Linked DNA regions of Homo sapiens: region 2 is linked to region 1. A link is a contact called in ENCODE Hi-C or POLR2A ChIA-PET data. All regions are on one chromosome and are shown on one strand. Each heading gives the region's core, a stretch centred on a gene start or an enhancer-like site at or near the end of the contact. The rest is flanking DNA. Distances are from core to core; before and after follow the strand shown.

The links. A loop is a pair of places that touch in the nucleus more often than their neighbours do. ChIA-PET counts read pairs that join two places held with the same protein, here RNA polymerase II (POLR2A). Pooled maps may share reads with other maps.
Region 2: a pooled map shows a loop between it and region 1 (7-fold over the local background). The contact joins two enhancer-like sites. A Hi-C loop is called at or near these places in 1 of 37 single-sample maps with no recorded cell type and 1 of 50 pooled maps. POLR2A ChIA-PET finds 5 or more read pairs at or near these places in 1 of 52 experiments (T-cell).

Annotation. Positions count from the first base shown.
Region 1 is chr13:42,376,443-42,379,596 of GRCh38, reverse strand. No RefSeq gene overlaps it. Among named protein-coding and RNA genes, the nearest start is that of LINC02341, 47 kb to the left of the region's middle. RefSeq lists an enhancer at 1,509-1,588. Within about 2 kb of position 1,781, at least 5 of the 41 ENCODE cell types and tissues checked have a DNase peak (open chromatin) inside an H3K27ac peak, as active enhancers do.
Region 2 is chr13:46,380,779-46,383,801 of GRCh38, reverse strand. The region is part of intron 1 of RUBCNL (rubicon like autophagy enhancer); the gene reads left to right. Among named protein-coding and RNA genes, the nearest start is that of RUBCNL, 5.0 kb to the left of the region's middle. RefSeq lists an enhancer at 1,325-1,374. Within about 2 kb of position 1,486, at least 4 of the 41 ENCODE cell types and tissues checked have a DNase peak (open chromatin) inside an H3K27ac peak, as active enhancers do.

The sequences.
Region 1 (3,154 bases), core at 532-3,031:
TTGTGTATGTACCATCTCCAAGTAAACTGGAAACTTTTTGATGTTCGTGAATGTGACTTTTATTCCTTGGACCATCTCATAAAAAAAGCACCATTTATATACATAATAGATGCTCAGTAAATATTTAAAACCCATTTCTTAAACTGCAGGATATATGAAGACCTCTTTGTCTTCCTCTATTTCAGGGTTTCAGCCTTATTGACATTTTGGACTGAATAGTTCTTTGTTGTAGAGGACTGTCCTGCATGTTGTAAGACATTTAGCAGCTTCCTGGGACCTCCCACTAGACACCAGTGGTACAAACCCCCTTCCCATTGTTGTGAAAACCAAAAATGTCTCCAGACATTGTCAAACCTCCCCTGAGATTCAAGCCACTCCTGGTGGAGGACTGATCTATTGTAGCCATTTCTTTTTCTCCTCTTCTTGGATATTCTGTTTCAAGTATTATACAAATCTGGAGATTCCTTAGAGATATGTATTATGAATCCTGAGCATCATCAGGGTAACAAGAAATAAGGCCAAATTTATTGGGGGAGGGTGGCTGGTGCACCTCTGATTATGATTTGGTAGGGCTATTTTGTCAAATCTGGCCTGTAGAAAGAAGTCTCTATAGTAGGACAAGACCAAAGAAAAGACTAAAAATGTCAAGACGGTGGTTTCTGCTGAGTCAGAAGCCCAGGCCTCTCTTCCCAAGATTTCACCTCCTGGACACTGGTCACTAGCTAGGATCAACACAGGCAAGGAGTTATTTCTATCTCCAGTAGGATTGACTATTTTAAATGATTTGCGGATTCAGCCATTTCATAGCAAACAAATCCCACATCACAAAAACCACCAGGGAAATTGCCACTAATGAGTATGCTTGTTAACGACCTTAGTAAAGAAGGCAAGAAGGCAGTGGCTGAAACGGCTGGGCCCCAGAACTGTGGTCTCCCCTCTGAAGCTGGCCTCACACCCTGAGGCTGAGGTTAGTGTGAGAAGACAGTGTGACCTCTCACTTCCTACGCACCTCCCTCCTGGAGAACCATCTCAGGACCTCAGGATTGGCCTCTGGATCTCACCAACTAGTGCCCATGACTTTCATGGGTGTAAAAATAAAATTATGGTGGTAAAGCTCATGGGGTCATCCCATCTACTAAGAATCTGAAAGACTGATGGGTCATGCTTTGTGGCCCAAAACCACAATCTAGTCTGATGGTTCCATTGCCTCTGCCATCTGATATGATATCACACGGAGGGAAGAGGCAGAGCCTAGGAATAAGGCAGCCTGGAGCCAGATTATGGAGGGCTCCATGCCAAAAATACTAAATATAGATTATTTCTGGACTCATAAACTTCCCATGCCAAGAAGTCATTTTCTCTGATGTTTGTGGGGGAAGCATGGACATGGTATTGAAGACACCAGTGATTTAGTTAAATCACAGGAAACTCCTATAATCCCTGTGCTACTAGAATTCCCAGCAATACGTTTATGTAAGTAACTATAACATGAGATAATAAAAAGCTACCTAGAGAGAAGAAGAAGAAGCCCAAAACTCTTCAAGTCTCTTTAGAAGCAAAGGAAGTACTTTTCTGATGCAAAGCTTCGTAGCAGATATAGTAACACTTTCCGTTTCCACTTTCTGAATTACTCATCTCACTATTTACCATCCCAGAGTTACCAAGGGTAACAGTGAGACAAAAATGTACCCCCACTGGGACTAAAAAGGAAGTCTGGGTTGTATTTCACACCTGCTCCCTCTCCTTCAGCTCTGCATTGGGTGACAGATGCAAAACTCCTTCAGATTTGACTAAAGGTAACCCACACTCCTGGAGTTTGAGTGAATACCCACAAGCCACAGGCTAAATATGTCAGAGGGAGTTTTATAGGGGTTCCCACAGCTTCCCCATTTCCTTCCAGCTAAGTAACATGGTGCCCAGGGTTCTTTTGGTGCAGTGCAGCTTGGAGATTTGATATACGCAAAGGGGTGCATCTGTTTCCAGAAGGGCATAGTTAGCTGCCATTGGCCATCATGCTCGACACAAACTACTCCGCGTTCACATCATCACAATTTACATTATCTTCTATATCATTTTCTGTGACACATTAAATTCCCCATGCAAAAGCCATTTTCCTATCTCTTTCCTTTGCTAGAAAAAGAAGTCAATAATGACCACATTGCTTAGTGCTTACAATAGTTTTATTGCTTTTGTACTAGGTTATGATAGACACTGCACAGACATTTTAATTCCATTTAACAAAAATAAAACAGAAATACAACTTTCAAAATGAAATTGAGTACTGGCTAGGCACAGTGACTCACGTGTGTAATCCCAACTCTTTGGGAGGTCAAGAGCAGGGAGTTCAAAACCGGCTTGGGCAACATAGTAAGACCCAATTTCTACAAAAATAGAAAATTAGCTTGGCATGGTGGCATGCTCCTACAGTCCTAGCTACTCAGGAGACTAAGGCAGGAGGATTCATTGAGCACAGATGTTCGAGGCTGCAGTGAGCAAGGATGGGACGTACTGTATTCCAGCCTGGGCAACAGAGCTAGACCCTGTCTCAAGAAAGAAAGACAAAGGGGGTGGGGGGAGGAAGGAAGGAGGGGAAGGAAGGAAAAAAGGAAGGAGGGAAGGAAGGGAGGGAGGGAGGGAACCAAGTACCAGTGCTGAGGACATGTAATATACTAAAAGAGCCTATAATGTGAATTTGAACTTTGTCTGCCACCTTGAAAAAGAGTAATAGAGAAGTCTTTTTTTTTTTTTTAACATATGCTGTGTCTCACAAGCCCTTCATCCAATGGGAAAACAGCAAGTGTGGAAAATTTAGAACACATCTAGTATTAGGGCATAGCCCAAGTTGCTGTAGCAAAGTTACACAAAACACAGTGCCTCAAGCAGAATGGAAAAATATTTCCTTTTAACAGAGGAGCACATAGGTTGTGGGTAAGGCAAGGCCAAGAAGCTGACTCTGCTCCATGAGGTCCTCCAGGGACCCAGGATCATCTTCTGTTTTTAAAAAAAATTAAATCTAATTTCTATAGAGCCAAATACACTTTTCCAAGTGTTTCCACTTGTTGCCCTAGCAACATTCCCTAGAATGTTGCTCTTATCTGCAGCACCTCCTCTTTATTCTGCCCCAAAGGAAGGGTAAAAGAGAGTACAGAGCAAT
Region 2 (3,023 bases), core at 237-2,736, 4.0 Mb before region 1:
ATTATACTGTGAAATTACAGATGATAGTTTTCTTGCTTTCTGTTTTTCCAAACAGTGCCACCTGGACTTGTGGGTTTGGCTCATATACTGACTGTTTCTTAATCAAGATAGCTTTAATAGTCTTCACCCTACCCCCATCCTCCAGCTGCCCTTTGGATGTTGCTGTGTAGAAACCAAGAGAGTTCATTTTTGTTGGGGGCTGGGCTAGGTTGCTAATAATCTGAAGCACCATGAAGGATTCTGACCTAATCAAGGCATAAGGAAATGATGTGTGTGTGTGTGTAGAAAATTTGGAACTGTGCCAGGCACAAAGTAAATGTCATATAAGCATTAGTTATGAATTGATGAGGAGGAAGGTGTCAGAAGATGAATGCTGTAGAGAAGGCTATGGGGCAGTACATGGAGAGAGTGGTTATCTGTAGAGATGTGGTTTTGTCATAGGTGATGGGAAAGGTCTCAGTTTGAAGGTGATGGGTAAGGTCTTCATTTGAATAAAGATCCACAAGAGAGTATGGGTAGAGGGGCATAGAGGTGTCCAGGTAGCAGATAAGGAGGTCAGATAGGCAACCTAGGGACTCCTGGACAGATGTAGCAAATTGAAGGTTTTTAGAAAACTTAAACGGGAATTTTTTAATGGAAAATTTCAAACTTAAACATAGAATAGTACAATGAACAACCTTCTCCCTTCTCCCAGCTTCGGCAGTTATCAACATGGCCAGTTGTGCTTCATCCATGTTGCCCACTGGCATTATTTTAAAGCAAATTTAAGAAATTCTACCAATTATTTCTATTTATCGTCCCCACTGACATTCTATCAGTTATTTCTAAATACTTCTGTATATATATTTCTAAAAAATAGGCACTTAAAACATAACCACAATACTTAACTTTTTTTACCTTGTTTATCATCTGTAAATCTTGGCCTTAGAGCCTTCTTGCAGCACTGGTTGAAAGATAAGCATGGATAGGCCAGGCGCGGTGGCTCATGCCTGTAATCCCAGCACTTTGGGAGGCTGAGGCGGGTGGATCACTAGGTCAGGAGATCGAGACTAGCCTGGCCAACATAGCGAAACCCAGTCTCTACTAAAAATACAAAAAAAATTAGCCGGGCATGGTGGTGGGCGCCTGTAATCCCAGCTACTTGGGAGGTTAAGGCAAGGAGAATCGCCTGAACCTGGGAGGCAGAGGTTGCAGTGAACTGAGATCATGCCACTGCACTCCAGCCTCGGTGACAAGAGCGAAACTTTGTCTCAAAAAAGAAGATAATCTTGGATGTCTGGATTCCTTAGGGTAGGGTCTGACAGTAGGTGCTCAATTGCTAGTGGTCATCTGTTGTCTTTACCAGCCCTTGATTTTTTTTTTTCTTTTCCTTTTCTAGATAGTTCTATCATGACAATTTCACTTTTACTTCCTCTTTCTTCTCCTTACCTATTTTTGACACATTTATTCAGTATTTCCCGTATCTACTCTCTACTTCTCCTTTTAACTTTCTCCTATCCTTTCAGTATTTTTGTTCACAGCCTGGTGTGTAGCTTGTGCTCTTTTGATCCCTGTAGCCCATGAAATACAGCTCCCTTTAGTTCTAGATCTTTTTGAAGGGAGATGAGCATTTCCTATTCTTATTTTTTAAAAAATACTGTTACTGAGATTGAGATAGAATTTACATGCCAAATGCTTCACTGATTTAAAGTGTACAAGTCTAGCCAGGCATGGTGGCTCTTGCCTATAATCCCAGCACTTTGGGAGGCTGAACTGGGAGGATTGCTTGAGGCCAGGAGTTTGAGACCAACCTGAGCAACATAGTGAGGTCTTTCCTCTACAAAAATAAAAAATTGGCCAGATATGGTGGCACACCTGTGGTCCTAGCTGCTCTAAAGGCTGAGACAATAGGATCACTAGAGCCCGGGAGGTCAAGGCTGCAGTGAGCCATGATCATGCCACTGCACTCTAGCCTGAGCAACAGAGGCCGAGGCGGGCAGATCACCTGAGGTCAGGAGTTCGAGACCAGCCTGACAAACATGGAGAAACCCTGTCTCTACTAAAAATACAAAAATTGCCGGGCGTGGTGGCGCATGCCTGTAATCCCAGCTACTCTGGAGGCTGAGGCAGAAGAATCACTTGAACCCAGGAGGCAGAGGTTGCAGTGAGCCGAGATCGCACCATTACGCTCCAGCCTGGGCAACAAGAGCGAAACTCCGTCTCGAAAACCGAAAAAAGAAAAGGAAAAAAAGTGTACAAGTCAGTGATTTTCAGTGTATTCACAAATATATGCCATCATTACCACAGTTGATTTTATAACATTTTCATCACCTCAAAAAGAAACCTGGTACCCTTTAGCTGTTCCCATCCCACCACCCTAAGCAACCACGAATCTCCTTTCTATTTCAATGGATTTGCCTATTCTGGACATTTTATATATATATATATATGAAATGTCTTTTGTTTCTGGCTTTTTTCACTTAGCATAGTCATTTCAGTGCTCATCCATGTCAGAGCATAAATTAGTACTTCATTTCTAATGATGGTTGAATAACATTTCATTGTACGGATATAGCACACTTTGTTAATTCATCAATTGATGGTCATTTCATTTGTTTCCACTTTTTGGCTATTATGAATAGTGCTGCTAGAAATATTCGGGCACAAGTTTTTGTGTGAATGTGTGTTCTCATTTCTCTTGGGTATATATATCCAGGAGTAGAATTATTAGATTAAATGGTAACTGTATATTTAGTATTTGAGGAACTGTCAGACCATTTTTCCAATATGGCTTTCCATTTTATTTGCCCAAACATGGAAATCTAGCCATTTTTCAAGTGCAGCTGCCTACCTTTACTTTGGGTAAATTTCTGTATTAATATTTTTTCACTGTCTTAGTTATCAAATTCTGTTGCATGTAAATCTGGTTTTTTTTAATATATGTAAAGTTTTTAGGTAGAATGTTAATTTAGTGGTGGTCCCCAAAGTGGAGGGCATTTACCTTTAAGTGTAAGATGATTCATTGGAAAGAAAGAACAAAATTC